Linked DNA regions of Homo sapiens: region 1 is linked to region 2. A link is an interaction called in ENCODE POLR2A ChIA-PET data of the cell type or tissue named here. Cell type or tissue: OCI-LY7. All regions are shown on one strand.

What was found. Peaks named below come from ENCODE experiments on the same cell type or tissue, not always from the same donor. Only the 100,000 strongest peaks of a DNase experiment are listed, where the experiment ranks them.
Region 1: POLR2A ChIA-PET joins it to region 2 with 18 read pairs; 7 of 35 experiments call an interaction of 5 or more read pairs at or near these places.

Annotation. Positions count from the first base shown.
Region 1 is chr16:17,457,035-17,465,034 of GRCh38, forward strand. All of the region lies in intron 1 of XYLT1 (xylosyltransferase 1), which reads right to left. It overlaps LOC107987234 (a long non-coding RNA gene), which reads right to left. Exons shown (of 2, transcript XR_001752091.2): 2 at 1-8,000. Among named protein-coding and RNA genes, the nearest start is that of XYLT1, 9.9 kb to the right of the region's middle. RefSeq lists an enhancer at 5,091-5,140. In OCI-LY7, CTCF peaks have their summits at 5,190 (motif pointing right) and 5,393; DNase peaks (open chromatin) are centred at 2,987, 3,377, 5,247, 5,557 and 2 weaker places; H3K4me3 peaks cover 4,574 bases; H3K27ac peaks cover 5,282 bases.
Region 2 is chr16:17,297,671-17,305,670 of GRCh38, forward strand. All of the region lies in intron 2 of XYLT1 (xylosyltransferase 1), which reads right to left. Among named protein-coding and RNA genes, the nearest start is that of XYLT1, 170 kb to the right of the region's middle. RefSeq lists a silencer at 5,744-5,813. In OCI-LY7, CTCF peaks have their summits at 7,408 and 7,615; DNase peaks (open chromatin) are centred at 4,121, 4,701 and 5,651; H3K4me3 peaks cover 4,370 bases; H3K27ac peaks cover 6,055 bases.

The DNA of each region.
Region 1 (8,000 bases), 160 kb after region 2:
CTGGTGGGCCCGTGTACACGAGGCAGCCACATCCCCCCTCACTCAAATGGTTACCTCTGGGAATGAAGACCAGAATTTCGAATTTCTTAATAGGCACTCTAAATTTGATTTGGATTGGAAATCATTGATTTTGGCTACTAATTCAAGTTTTGATTTTTAAAATTTACCTTTTCTTTAAGAAAGGAGGAAGAGGACCCTATGCTGTCATTATTCCATCTGGAGCCCACACCTGACTCACAAAGCTCTAGGTTTCCTTCTGGCTTACGTATTTCCCATCGCTGCTTTCTAGCACCCACCTTCATTGGAGGGCTGTATCTGCCTGCTCACTCCAATAAACAGTCAGTTTCCTCCAAATGTTGCTGTTGTGCGTTTTTTGTTTGCTTTAATTCTAAAAGAAAGCCAAACAGCAGTCAGCCTCCAGGCCAAAGAAGAATGAATAACCTAACTTCTACCCATTTCTAAACCACCCAGTCTTTCACTGAACATCCTTCCTTAGGAGACGTTTAGCTTAACATCTCTCCCTGCTTTCTGTCTTTAACTCACCTTCTAAACAAGAGAAAATCAGACGTCACAATTTGAAAACTATCCCTCAATAGGGTTACAAGAAAAAGCAGGCAATAAGAGCATTTTACATCCACAACAGAATCATCTGCAATACTTGATGACAAGCAAACGGGGTTCTCAGTGTCTTTCATAACAGCTGCCCCTTTTGAGCTAGGATAAAAGAAAGTGCAAAAGAGAGACAATGAATAGGCTTTTATTTCAAAGAGAACATCTGCAAAGCATAGTCCTCCATTAAAAAATAAACAGAAAACAGCCACTAGTCTGGGGAAAAAAATAAGATTTCCCATTACATCTCTAATTAATAAAGCCCCATTTCAAAAGGAAAAAAGAAGAAGAAAAAAAAGAATAACTTTTTCACATCCCCAAAGAAAGGATGCTTAATGAGGTAACTGTTGTATTACTTGATCCATCTAGTCTGGTTTTAATACTATCCTTAAATAATGTATACATTAGCTTTCCATTACCAAAAACATTTGTTTATTTTATGAACGTGAGTCTGGTTGAGAGCTGAGACTCTGCAAAATTATCATGCCGTCCTTGGGCTCCCGGCTTTTATTGCTTCTCCCCTCGCTCATTATGAAATGATTAGTTGTCTCCGATGCCCTTTTGAATTGCTGCTAACGTTGTACTGCGGTTCTGTTACCCTGGTTCTGAATAGGAGAGTCTTGGTTCAGGGTTAAGTTAATGTAGTCATTACTGGCCCATTTGGGGACCCATTCATCATGCTAATTTCATGTCCAACACTTGGGGGAATAGAGTACAAATACTCAACGTGAAGCAAATGCACAGTGAATCCAAAAGACGCACATGAAATGTCCAGAACTCAGTCACAGAAGACAGGCATGGGGAGCTCTGGGGCCATTACTTTCCATAACTGTGGGAGCAATGCAGACATCAGAGAGGGCCTCCAATGGGGAATTCCTTTCCAAGGGACCCAGAGCACAGTTCCTCCTAACATCTAACTTTAATCCTTTCCACTTGAACTTCAGAACAAAACAGCACAGCTGTTTACCAGAGGAGCAAAGACTCTTCAAACTGGTTAAGTTGACATTGACCAAACCTTGGCCATCTCAGCACTTCCTTGATCGTCATTAACCAACCAAGCTGCAATCAGGATTTGAAATCCAGTTAGAGTTTGCTTATGTGTTTTCATTTTGTTAACCCACTTCTTCTTACTTAAATGCCACTTTACCTGCATGTTAAACGAGAAGAGTGTTGAAGCTGCCGTTTTGATTGGCTGGTTATATTTCTGTATTTTCCATAATATACATTTAAAGAAATATACAGCGATTAATAATTTCTTTAAATATTCACCCAAGAAGAAGAGAGTGCATCTGGGATGTTGTCAGTGCTATGATTCCTGGTCTAGGATACTCGGATGTGTTCAGTTTGTGAGAATTCATCAAGTTGTATATTTAGAGTAATGTTTGTATCATATGGTTTTGTTGGGAAAAAAGCAACTAAAAGAACGCAGGCAATATTTAAGAAGTGAGCCAGACGTGGTGGCTCACGCCTGTAATCCCAGCAGTTTGGGAGGCTGAGGTGGGAGGATCACTTGATCCCAGGAGTTCCAGACCAGCCTGGGCAACATAGCAAAACCCCACCTCTTCAAAAAATACAAAAATTAGCCGGGCATGGTGGCACGCACCTGTAGTCCCACCTACTCAGGGGGCTGAGGTGGGAGGACTGCTTGAGCCTGCGAGGTCAAGGTTGCAGTGAGCTGAGATCAAACCACTGCATTCTAGCCGGGGTGACGTAAGGAGTCCCTGTCTCAATAAATTAACAAATAAATTTAAGAAGTGAATAAATGTTGTACAGATACGAATAGTAACTTTTTATAAAGAGTTTTTACAGAATATCTGCCCTTGTAGCACCTCCAACCACTGGTGCATCACGATTGGTGTCTATACCATATTTTGGATTCCTGGGGCTCGTTTAGGACTACTATGGCAAAAGGCATGATCCAAAATAAATCCTTACCCCTGAATAAGTAAAATAAATCCACCCATCCAAAACAAATGCTTATCCACAGCTCTTTCTTTTCGTTCAGCTCCCTAATGGTTTCCTTCGCTGCATTTGTAACAATCTGATTTTTTGCAATGTTCTTGTTTGTTTTTATTGGGAGGTCATCCTGCCCCCAAACCATAAAGAGCATGAGGGCAGGGTCACATCTGTCTTTCCCCCTGCTGTGCATAAGGCCTGGCACACAGCAGACCCCAACCAGTATCTGATGAATGAATGGATGAGTAGGTGGGAAATTTCCAGTGGATTTCACTCATTCATTCTCTCCCTGTCCCCCACGGGTTACAAGACGCTGTGAGGAAGGAACGCAGACAACCCCGTCTGAACACTCCCACATTGTGCTGCTTGAAGACATGAGCCCCGTCTTCCATTCACATGGGGCTTTCTGAGCTTCAAAGCACTTTCTCATCTGTTTATCAAATTTAATCCTCACAACCCAGGGAGGGAGGCAGGCTTATTAGCATCATCTGATGAAGTGCCAAAAAGACACAGAGATGAAAGTCACGGTCCGTCCCTGACAGCGCTGGGACCAAGCCAAGGTGCTCAGGAATGTTCTACTTTTCCACCTCCCCCTTGTCTCTAAAGACTCCCAACTTCCCAATGCGTGTTATTGGGGGACAAGGTCACGGGAAACACAGAGTGAGGGGCAGATGACTCAAAGGAGGCTGTCACTCACACTCCCTGCAGAGGGGAAACAGGTTTATCAAATTGCGGAATGCATGATTCTATTTCTGTCGGGGACATTTGCCTTCAGGATGGCCTCATGCTTATAAGAATTTGCATATTCTGGGTCTCCACCACCAGCTAGGCGGGGAGGGAGACTCCATCATGCCAGGGCAAGGCACAGGCAGTGAGAGGCAAATAAGTGCAGTGAATAAGCCACATGGGAATAGGGTAACCACAGATGCTCATTTTTATGTCTTCATAGTGAACACGGAGGTCTTCCAAATGGGCTGCAAACTCAACAGCCAAGAGGGGCCAGCCAGGTGCCACAGGTGACAGGAGAGATCTTAGGGGGACTCTTAGGGACCCAGTGGGTCTGCAGTATCACCATTCCTCAGCTTGGCTGTTTAACACCAAGCAAGCACCGTGGACCCTGTATTGCCGGATCTTATGACTTTTAAAAGAATTCCAAAAATCTACGCTGTCTCACGGCATATCCTAATCTTTAAATTCCAGGGCCTATTTATTCTAACACACCGTGTGGACAAAATCAAACCCACCCACGGGCCATGGATTTGAAAGTCCTCCTGGCTCTAGCAAACATCTCCTACGATGTGGCTGCATCAGGTGGCAGAGCAGAGCACTGACCATGACCCAGAGCTGTGCCTCACCATCAAGCCCTGCCAGGTAGGTGCCATCATGGCCCCTGTGCTTCAGACAAGGAGACTGAGCTCCAGAGAGGCAAAGTGCCATACCACCGATGATGTCAGACCACTGTCTTCTTCCTCAACATCACACGACCTGCCTCCCAGGCCCCACAGCATCTGCCCATCTGCTCCCCTGGATCATTTCCAGGGTTGTTTCATGAGCTACAAGAAGAAGAGCTTGGGCCCCATGAGCAGAGCAGCCCAGGCCTCATGGACAGTTCTGGGATGGCAGAGACCTCAGGGCTCCCAGGGCTCTGAATCATACTACTTACTCCTTGCCCTGACCTTCCCAGAGGACACCTCCCTTGTGTGTTCAAGAGGTCACCATGGGAAAGGGTATAGGCAATGAACCAGGCTAGGATGTGAGAGTGATCTCCCTAGAGATCGGCCACTTATCAGCACGGGCTCTAACTCTTGCCTGCTAGACTGGTCCTCCTGGAGGGCAGGAGGCACATTGGTCCTGTTCACCAAGGTGGTTCCAGTGCTGGACACAGGGACTGGTACCTTCTAACTGCAGGAGTGGAGGATGGGTAGATAGGTGGATGAATGGATCGATGGGTAAATGGATGGACAGATGGATGGATGAATGGACAGAGGATGGATGAATGGACGGATAGATGGATGGATGGATGCTTAGACAAATAGATGAATGGACTGATGGATGGATGGATGGATGGATGGGTGGACAAATGCATGCATAAATAGATGGAGGCAGGGGGAGAATGAGGGGCTAGAGTCAACGGACTTACTGACTCTGAACTGGGTAGACTGAGAACACAGCCTTTGGAGACACCACCCAACTTCAATTTCTAGTTTGGACACTTCACATCTGCTTAATTTTCATCCAACTTATTGCCTTAGTTTTCATTATTTCAATCAGTAAAACAGAAATGAAAATAATAGCTCTTAACTTGCCAGATGTTATAAGAATTCAATAAAAGCATGTCTTTTTAGTCCTTCCACAGTGTTTGGTGCATTCGATAAATGCACCTCATCATCACCATAGTTGCAATGTTTGTGCCTCCTGGGTAGGGAACATTTGCATCAACCTCTCTGCCCCACAAACTCATCTTAAACTGAAACCACACATCTTGTGGCCAAAAATTATGGCAAAGCGTGCCCTGGGAGGAGAAACAAATGCCTCTTACCACATTACCTCATTAGCATCCACTGACACATTAGCCTGGATTAGATGTCCAGATAAGCAGTAGTCACCTGGCTGGGACAAACTAGGCCTGGGACAGGACAAATCCATTCATTGCCCCTAGGTGGCCCTGAAAGATGAGACACCCTCGTCCACACACACAAAGCTTGAGAATGGGTCCCACCCCTTCCTCATCTGGCAGGGTGTCTGGGTTTGCAGTTCCTGACACTAATAATGCCAGTGTCCAGGTTCAGGGCTAAGGTGACACCCCACCCCACACCCATCTTCTTTGTGATGCCTCTGGCTTCCAATCGGGAAGGGGGCAACCGAACCCAGAGAGCACATGGGCACCATCTGATGAGCATCTGCGGGCAAACGGGTAGTTTCTGTTGCAGGCGGAAGGAAGTGTCCGCAAGATGATCCGCACTGCATGTTTATTGAGGTAACTCTCCAGTGTGCTGCAGACCCAGGCTCTCAGGTACAAGTGGCGGGCTCCTCAGTGGGCCAACCACAGAGCGGTCTGAAGGAATGGAGCAGCAGGAAGTCTGTTGTGGTTGAAAGAAAGGCCATTGTCCCCGGCCAAAGAACCCTGAACAATATCCTCTTGCCCCCTCCTCCGCTTCTCCCTTGGTTAGAGAGAGCTGAATTCAAGACTCCTCTCTCTAGCCAATTTCAACTTCCATTCTTGACTGTTGAAAATATAATAGTACACAGCTTGAAGGATTAAATGAGTTCATGCACAAAGAGGGTTTAGAACAGTGCCTGGCAAACAGAATAGAGAACGCAGAAATAAACCCACACTTTAATATCAACTCATTTTTGACAAAGGCTGGGGAAAGGAAAGTCTTCGATAAGTAGTGCTGGAAAAACGGGATAGCCATTACCTATGGATAAACTTAAGAATGAAACTAGGCCCCATCACTCACCATACACAAAAACCAAATCAAAATAGATTAAAGACTTAAATCTAAGACCCGAGACTATGAGACGACTAGAGAAAAAAACATTGGGGAGACACTTCAGGACGCTGAGCAAGAATTTTTTTTGGGTAAGACCACAAAAGCACAGGCAACAAAAGCAAAAATAGACAAACGGGATCACATCAAGCTACAAAGCTTCTGCACGGCAAACAATCAACAAATTAAATAATCTACAAAATGGAAGAAAATATTTGCAAACTACCCATCTGACAAGGGATTAATAACCAAAATATATAAAGAACTCAAACAACTCAACAGCAAAAAAACAAGTAGTCCAATTTTTTAAACAGGCAAAAGAGCTGAACAGATATTTCTCAAAAGAAGACATACGAATGGCCAATGGATATATAAAAAAATGCACAGCATCACTAATCACCAGGGAACTGTGAGTCAAAAGCACAGTGAGATATCATCTCACCCCACCTGAAAGGGCTTTTATCAAGAAGACAAAAAATAACAGACGCTGGTGAGGATGTGAGAAAATGGAACACTCATACACTGTTGGTGGGAATGTAAATTAGTACAGCCACTATGGAGAAGAGTATGAAGGTTCTTCACAAGCTAAAAACAGAACTACCATATGATCTGGCAATCCCACTACTGTGTCTACACAGGAAAGGATTAATTATCCAAAGGAAAGGAAATCAATAAATCCAAGAGCTATCTGCACTCCCATGCTTACTGCAACATTCTTCACAATAGCCAAGATATGAAATCAAGTTAAGTGCCCATCGGTGGATGAATGGATAAAGAAAATGTGGTAAACACACACAGTGGAATATTAGCCAGCTGTTAAAAAGTGAAATCCTGTCATTTGCAGCAACATGAATAAACCGGAGGCCATCATACTAACTGAAATAAGCCAGGCACTTAGAGACAAATATCACATGTTCTCACTCCTATGTAGGAGCTAAAAAAAGTAGATGACAAGAAGATAGAGAGTAGATAGGTGATTAGGGGAGTAGGGAGGAAGATGTTGATTGGAAGGATAAAAATCCAGTTAGATAGAAGGAATAAGCTCTAGTGTTTGGTAGTCCAGTAGGGTGATTATCATTAACAATAATCTATTGTATATTTCAAAATAGCTAGAAGACCCGGGCACAGTGGCTCACATCTATAATCCCAGCACTTTGGGAGGCCAAGGCAGGCAGATCACCTGAGGCCAGGAGTTTAAGACCAGCCTGGCCAACACGGCAAAACCTCATCTCTACTAAAAATACAAACAGAATTAGCCAGGTGTGGTGGCGGGTGCCTGTAATCCCAGCTAATCAGGAGGCTGAGGCAGGAGAATTGCTTGAACCTGAGAGGCGGAGGTAGCAGTGAGTCAAGATTGTGCCACTGCACTCCAGGCCGGGCAACAGAGCAAAACTGTCTCAAAAAAAAAAAAAAAAAAAGGAGCTAGAAGAGAAGAATTTCAGTGTCTCTGACAAAAAAGTAAAGATAAATGTTGGCGGTAATGAATATCCCAATTACTTTAAGTTAATCATTACACATTATATGAACCTATCAAAATATCACATGTACCCCAAAATATGTCAAACTATTATATATCCATTTTTAAAACCACCTAACACATCATAACTGCCATGCAGTCATTATTATTATTATTATCATTATTACTACCCTTGTATTTGCATCATGAGTTAGGGGTCTGATTCAATATAAATTGCATGTCTGCTTCTTTTCTAGGGTTGGTAACTTTTTAGGAATCTGCAACAAGAAGTGAGAAAAGTAGAATAAAGATTTTTGGGGCTGGGCAAAGTGGCTCAGGCCTGTAGTCCCAGCATTTTGGGAGGCCGAGGCGGGCGGATCACGAGGCCAGGAGTTCGAGAGCAGCCTGGCCAACATGGTGAAACCCTGTCTCTACTAAAATACAAAAATTAGCCAGGCGTGGTGGTGCACGCCTGTAATCCCAGCTAC
Region 2 (8,000 bases):
CATGATCATGCCACTGTGCTCCAACCTAGGCCACAGAGTGAGACCTTGTCTCTATAAAACAAAACAAAAGGCCGGGCGCGGTGGCTCACGCCTGTAATCCCACCACTTTGGGAGGTCGAGGCGGGCAGATCATGAGGTCAGGAGATCGAGACCATCCTGGCTAACACGGTGAAACCCCGCCTCTACTAAAAATACAAAACATTAGCCGGGCGTGGTGGTGTGTGCCTGTAGTCCCAGCTACTCGGGAGGCTGAGGCAGGAGAATGGCGTGAACCCGGGAGGTGGAGCTTGCAGTGAGCCGAGATCGCGCCACTGCACTCCAGCCTGGGCGACGAGCGAGACTCCGTCTCAAAAAAAAAAAAAAAATTATTCCTGCCGAGGGAGCCAGTGTTAAGAGCTATCACGGCTCCATTCTACAGATGAGGAAACTGGAGCACATCCTGTAAGGTCTCACTTGCCAAAATTTTTGTCTCCAAGAGAAAACCAGACCCTCCCTTACAAAACAAGTCAAAATGAGTGTAAAATCGGTTCCGTCAGGTGACAGCCATGAGGAGACGGATGGTGTCACATCTAGTGGGGGCGAGGGAATGGGCTGGAGGTATAGTGTGTCCAGTTGCAGGACCAAAAAACCTTGGCCCATAACTAACGTTCCCTGCACAGCCACCCCATGCCACACGCAGAGCCCAGGAGATCTCATCTCATCTTCACAGCACGCCTGGTGGCGAGTGCCCTCACTGTTCCCATTTTACAGATGAGGAAGATGAGGCTCAAGGAGCTGACGTCATTTATACCACACTGCTATTGAGTGGAGGACTGCAGAGTTGAACCGGGTTGCTTAGCACCTTTCCTGCTGCTCTGAGGTCCCTTAAAGTCTCTGTGAAGCGTAAGGATGGGAGGTGGGAGTCCTGAAAAACTGGTCTACCTGCTGCTGTGCGAGATTGAGTTGGGACAGTCAGCTCTCCCCTCTCTGGCCTCAGTCTTCACCCGGCAGGGAAGGGGCTCCACTGAAGGTCCTTCAGCTCTGACCTCCTGTGCTGCTCTTCATAGACCGTCAGCTGCTGCTTCCTAATGCAAATGCTGTCACTTGCCTCAGGGCCTTTGCACTTGCTGTTCTCCAGGCCAGGAAAAATATCCGTCTGGATATCCTCATGGTTCACTCCTCAAGCAACTTGTCAGAGGACACGCCCTATGAGAGCCACCACCCCCTGCCCCATAGGCATTCCCCATTCCTCTAATTATGTTGCTCCTCAGGCCACGTATCACTCTCTGGGCTATTAAAGATTATAATTATAATCTACAATGTCTATTATTAATATGTATAATATATATTTGCTTATTGTCTGAATATATTCTATTTATATATAATATTATGTATTTGCCTATTGTCTAAATCTTCCAACTAGAACGCAAGCTACTTTTTTATGTCCCTTCAGTATGCACAAACCCTGGCACATGACAGGCATTGGGTAAATATTTGTGGAATGAATGCCTGGATGCATTAAATCCATTTCTGGGCACCTACTGCACTTAAGGCAGACGGGAAATGCACGTGGTTAACCCACCACCACCAGAGCATCCAGCTCCATGCCTTTATCAACCTGGCCACCATGTTTCATCAGCAAATGTGAATTGGGGGAAATAACAGAATGAAGAGGGGGTGGCAGTAAGCCCCAGCAGGCTTCAGGACCAGATAAAGGAGGCCAAAAGATTCCATTTGCACAAAATACCATGCAGCCCTCTCCATCCCGTTAACCCGCTCTTCCTCAAGGAACTTCCAGAACAAACTATTGCCAAACACCATTGAGTTTAATTACTCAGATGATATTAATAGTGCAGCCAGCTTTAATTACAGACGACGCTGCTGCACAGGGGCTAAAGACACCCTCTGAATTGCTAGCGTCCCTTCCACCTCGCTTCTCTAGCTGAGGTCGCCATATGTGGGAGTTGATTTAGCCTTGACTCTGCCATAGAGACTTACCAGCAAGCTTTAGGAGAAGAGAGGCTTTTTGTCCCCTGCAGAATTGAATGGGGGCCACTCATGCTAGATTTCCCTAACTGCCAGAACATAGCTCTTATATAATGAAGGCCCAGGAAGGTCTGCAGAATGAGACTGGTTCGAGTTCTTAGAGAAAAGTTTCAGAAAGACGAGGGACACAGGAAGGATTCTGCTTTTCCCCCATCCTGGTGGACATGAAGGACCCAGGATAAGCTATGATGCTGCTTTATTAACGACCCTTTTTCAAAGCACTGACCCCGGCAGCAGGAATGGAATCTGGCCGCCTAGGCTTTCTGTTAATGAGATGAGAACTGAAGTTCAAAAATAAACTGTGGGAAGCCTGGTAGGGAAATACCAGATGACAAGAGGATAATCTGGTGACCAAAGGCATAAAAGGTGGCGGGGGTGGGGAGCCCACAGCTAAATCAATAACCAGGTCGGGAGGAATTTGGGGGTCAAAAGAGTGGCTTAGCTGTTAAGAACATGGTGAAAACTGACCTTGGATGGCTCCGTAAGAATCTTAGCTTTGTGGAGATATTTTTGTGCCTCTGACAAAATGCTATCTTTTAAGAAGTGTGCACAGACTTCATTTCTAGGCATGTAACCTTCACATTTAACTTGCATTTAAGCAAAATGATATGCGTGTAGGGAGGATTGCTATGGCGAGTTTTTAATTGCCAAAGACTAGAAACCACTTCAGCCTCAGCAGTTGTGGTATGGTTAAATAAACCATGCTATGTGAATGCAAATGCAAAATAATGCAGCTATTTCTTTCTTTCATTCTTTCTTTTTTTTTTTTTTTTTTTTTTGAGATGGAGTCTTGTTCTGTTACCCAGTCTGGAGTGCAGCGGCACGATCTCGGCTCACTGAAACTGCTGCCTCCTGGGTTCAAGTGATTCTCCTGCCTTAGCCTCCCGAGTGGCTGGGGTTACAGGCACCTGCCACCATACCTGGCTAATTTTCATGTTTTTAGTAGTGACGGGGTTTCATCACCACCTTGGCCACGCTGGTCTGGAACTCCTGGGCTCAGATGACTGCCCACCTTAGCCTCCCAAAGTGCTGGAGTTACAGATGTGAACCACCGCGCCCAGCCTAATGCAGCTATTAAAAAGAATGGGGGCCATGATATATATACTGAACCAGAACAATCGATGAGCTAGATAGGTAAGCGACAAAAGCAAGACACAAAATAACACGTACAGTTTGCTGCTATAAGTTAGACTGTGCTTTAAGCACCGTCTAGAGCAATCCATAAGACAATTCAGATCCTTTCTCATTAGCTGTGCAACTCTGGGTATGTTACTTTACCTCTCTGGGCCTCCGTTCCTTTCTCTCTCAACTAGAGCTTTAATAGGAGTTAGTTTGTATATCTAAAGCACATATTCTCAATAGGGATGACTGTCACCCCCACCAAGCAAGCAAAATTTGGGGGAGTATATGTGTGTGAGAAAAAAAAAATCTTAGGCTGGGCACAGTGGCTCATACTTATAATCCCAGCACTTCGGGAGGCTGAGGCGGGTGGATTAGTTGAGGTTGGGAGTTTGAGACCAGCCTGGCCAACATGGTGAAACTCTGTCTCTACTACAAATATAAAATTAGCCAGGCATGGTGGCGGGCGCCTATAATCCCAGCTACTCAGGAAGCTGAGGCACGAAAATCCCTTGAACTCAGGAGGCAGTGGTTGCACTGAGCCAAGATTGCACCACTGTACTCCAGCCTGGGCAACACAACACAACTCTGTCTCAAAATAATAATAATAGTCTTAGATATTGCAATGGTCAGCCGTCCCCCAAAGCTCAACCCTATCTGATAAAATCTTTTCCCACAGTATTTAATTTCTCTCACAAGGGAGAATTTATATTAAATTAAATTTTTCTTCTTGGGAGGGTGATAATGAAAGAAAGTAATGCTTGAGTAATACTGAGCTAAAGTACTCAGAACAGCGTGAAGCAGATGGGGTGACATTTACCTTGCAATGTCGCTGCCAAGTTTAAATACAATAATAGATGCAAAGGCCACAGTGCGAAGGCGTTTCATCAGACTCCACCGCAACAACAGGTGGCGAATGCTAATATCAACTCTCACTTCTTAGATGAAGACTCGGAGGTTTACAAAAGTGGAAAGACTAGGCCAGAGGTCAGCATCTGAGCTGGAATTTTCACCTGGTCTCTCTCTCAGACTAAGAGCTTCCTCTTTATGCTCCAGTGGTGCTTGGAGACCACATGGTCTGTTTGTTCTGGTAGCTTCCCTAAAATACATGTCAGGGCTCGGCACAGTGGCTCATGCCTGTAATCTCAGCACTTTGGGAGGCCAAGGTGGGCGGATCATTTGAGGTCAGAAGTTCAAGACCAATCTGGCCAACATGGTGAAACCCCATCTCTACTAAAAATGCAAAAATTAGCCAGGCGTGGTGGCATACACCCTAGCTACTCAGGAGGCTAAGATGGGAGAATTGCTTGAACCCACCAGGTGGATGTTGCAGTGAGCCAAGATTGTGCCACTGCACTCCAGCCTGGGTGACAGAGCAAGACTCGATCTCAAAATACTACTACTACTACTACTACTAATAATAATAATAATAAAAAAATACATGTCGAGGTCAACCCAGGCCCAGGTACCAGGATGTGTCCTTACTCTGCTGAGTATCAGCATAAGATGTCGAGTCTAGACCAGGGGACACCGTCGTAGCAGACAGCCATGAATACCTCATCCTGTCTGCTGTTAGCAAGCTGCAAAGCCTGCTGGTCCTTCCTCTTCCTCCTCTTGTGAGGCCCTCTGGAGAAATTTCCATCTGAACTGAGCACTGAGAACAGATCCACCTGCCATGAGCAATGGCCTGTGTCAATTATTTGGATACAGGGCAGTGGAAGGGACAGATTTGTTTTCCTTGATGGCAGCCAGAAAGCTCTTTGTCAAATCTCCAGTTCCCCACCATGGTGTAGGTGTTAATACCTATTCCAGCTCCAAGGTATGATGGTCCTATGGTTGTGTTTCCTTTCTTTGTCTCAGTTTTAATTTTTGCAGTCTTATTTTGTTTAGTACACCCATGCAGACTGCCATAAACCCTTCCTGAAAGAGGGATGGGTGTAAAGAGATGAATCAACAAACCACAGAACTTCAAAAGGTTCCAGAAAAAAGCCACCACTGGCACAATAACGGGTTACTCAATCCCCCAAGGCTTTTGAGGAAGACTAGGGAAGGAAGGGGTTGACCTTGGGTCTAGAATGGGTGAGGGGGAGAGAAAAGAGAAAGCGAGAGAGAGCTAGCAAGTGAGCACACATGTGACCGTGAGCTTAATGCAAGGGGATAAGCTGGGGTAGGGTTGGCAGTATGGGTAGGGAAGGGGAGTACATGGGAAAGGAAAGGGGAGGACTGGAGCTTCAGTCGTGATGGATCTTGAAAGACAGACCACTCACTGATTCCTTGGTTTACTCATTCATTCATTCAAGAACTACCATGTGCAAAGAATTGGGCTCCCTGCATGAGATACAATGATGTAAAAAATAATGACGTGGTTCCTGCCCTCATGGAAATCATATTTAGTTCAGGGGTTGGCAAACTACAGCTTTAAGACCAAATCTGGCCTGCAATCCTCTTTTGCGAACCAAAGTTTTATTGGTACACAACCACTCCCGTTCATTTGCATATTATCTACAGCTACTGTACAGCCACGCTGGCAGAACTGCTTAGCGGTGACAGAGCCCATGTGGCCAGCAAAGGCTCAGATATTTACTAATCTATCTGGTCCTCTACAGACAGTTTGCACACTTCTGCTTTAGCTGCTATTACTGTTGCTGTTGCATATTATTTGTGAGCATATAAAAATGTTTCCAATAAACAAAGAGACATGTTGATGCCCCCGTGAGTCCCCAGTTTTCTCTGCCATAAAACTGGCATAAGAGGGCCATTGTGAGGGTTCTAGGAAAAGCTCTAAGAAATAAGCCCAGAACACAGACACCTACAATCCTTTTACATTTTCATTACTAATGATATTACAATGGCTGGGAGTAAGAGGAGGAATCATTTCACGCCACATGTCTGTCTTTAAAACACATTCAGCCTTTTCACTCTGATTCTAGAAACAGGTATGATTAGTTGATCAATGGGACCTCAATCTAGACAATCCAGGCATTTGACCACATTCTCCTGATTTTTCAGATGAAGATTTTTTTTCCCATCATTTTGACATTTCTGGAACTGAGGCTTATCTTATAAACACTGTGTACATATGATTTATTAATTTGTATTTGTTAAGAGCAAATGATGTGGCAGACACACAAGATACAGGAACAAAATACATATGTGAGCAATGCATGTGTGTATATACATGTGCGTGTGTGTGTGTGTGTGTACAGGTGCATGCAGATATATATGATAGTTCATAAGACATCAATTTATGCTAACGTTGGAAGGTAAGAAGGCATAATTTATGCTTATGTTGGAAGGTAAGAAGGCAGTAACACCTTAAAGTCTGTCAGTTGGTAATAACCATCGTGGTGAAGGGAAAAAAAAGTAGATCAGAGGAACAGAGGAGAGCAGCAGTTTGCAATTTTCAGAGCAATGGCTGGGATAGCATTCCTCCCAAAATGACCTTTGATCAAAGACCAGAGGCAGGTGAGGAGCAGATGTGCTGGAATTCTGGCTTCAGGCACAGGTAAGGGCAGGTGCAAAGATGACTATCTCTGTCAGTGTGTCTTTTTTTCCCCCTCCTTCCTCCCCAAAGCTGTTGCCAACACAATACTGTCCTCCAGTCACAGAAATGCTGTATGTGGATGGTATAAGCATGCTGCGAAAAAATGCTGCAGGGATTTGGACCATTTGGACCGCGCAGGGGAGGGTGTTAAAGTGATTGTAACATGTTTTATTTCAGCTAGTTCTTCAAGCTCAGCTCCTTTGAAATAGCTGACATGTTTTCTTGGCCCTCAACCTGCTGTAAGCCTACGTCCAAAAGCGTCATATGTCAACAACCTGGTAAATCCACAGTTAAGATTTTTTTTTTCCCACAAAAAGTCATGGGAACCAAACAGGCTCTGACCAAAGTTGCTGGACCAGTTAAACCACTACCAGTTACTTCTTTGCCCACGGTGAGTAAGGCTGCTTGGGAAGGTAACCTATTTTCTCTGAATACTCTCAAAGCATTCAAGATAAATATATCTATTCATTTGTATATCCCCCAACTTGGCACAGATGAGGCCTTGGGTTTGGATAGTAAAATTTAACACTACCCTATGACATTTCAATGCTAAGTTTCTTGGCAAACTCACCAAGATTGCAGCTGTAGGCCCAGAAAGAAAGGGTGACAGCTTCCAGATGGCACAGGAATGATCTGGAAGTCCTTGCATGTTTATAGCACCACTCAGTGCCGCAGGGTGCCCACTGTGGGCCGGGGGTCATGTTTAATTTCACTAACTCCTGATGATGAGCCTGCATCATCTCCCTATTGTACAAAGGAGGCGACAGAGGTTCAGCAAAGTGCTGACTGCAAAGCCATCCCAGTTCCCCAAATCAGGATGCCCCCTTGTCTTGACCACCCAGGACAGGATGGGAGTCATTCTCCAACTTAGATTCCAGTTCATGTGTCCAATGTGAGCCTAAGACTACAGTAACTAATCTCACTACTTTCCCTATCTAGTTTCCAAAACAAAATGTCCTCTGGATAAGAGCGAACAGCAGAATGGAGTTTGTGTGTATGTGTGTGCAGCTTTAGTTTTCTTAATATTTACATATAATACAGAATACCTTCTTCTTCTTCTTTTTTTTTTTTTTTTGAGATGGAGTCTCACTCTGTCACCCAGGCTGGAGTGCAGTGGTGCGATCTCGGCTCACTGAAACCTCCGCCTCCTGGGTTCAAGCGATTCTTCTGCCTCAGCCTCCCGAGTAGCTAGGATTACAGGCATGCACCACCACGCCCAGCTAACTTTTGTATTTTTAGTAGAGACAGGGTTTCACCATGTTGGCCAGGGTGGTCTCGATCTCCTGACCTCATGATCCCTCCACCACCGCCT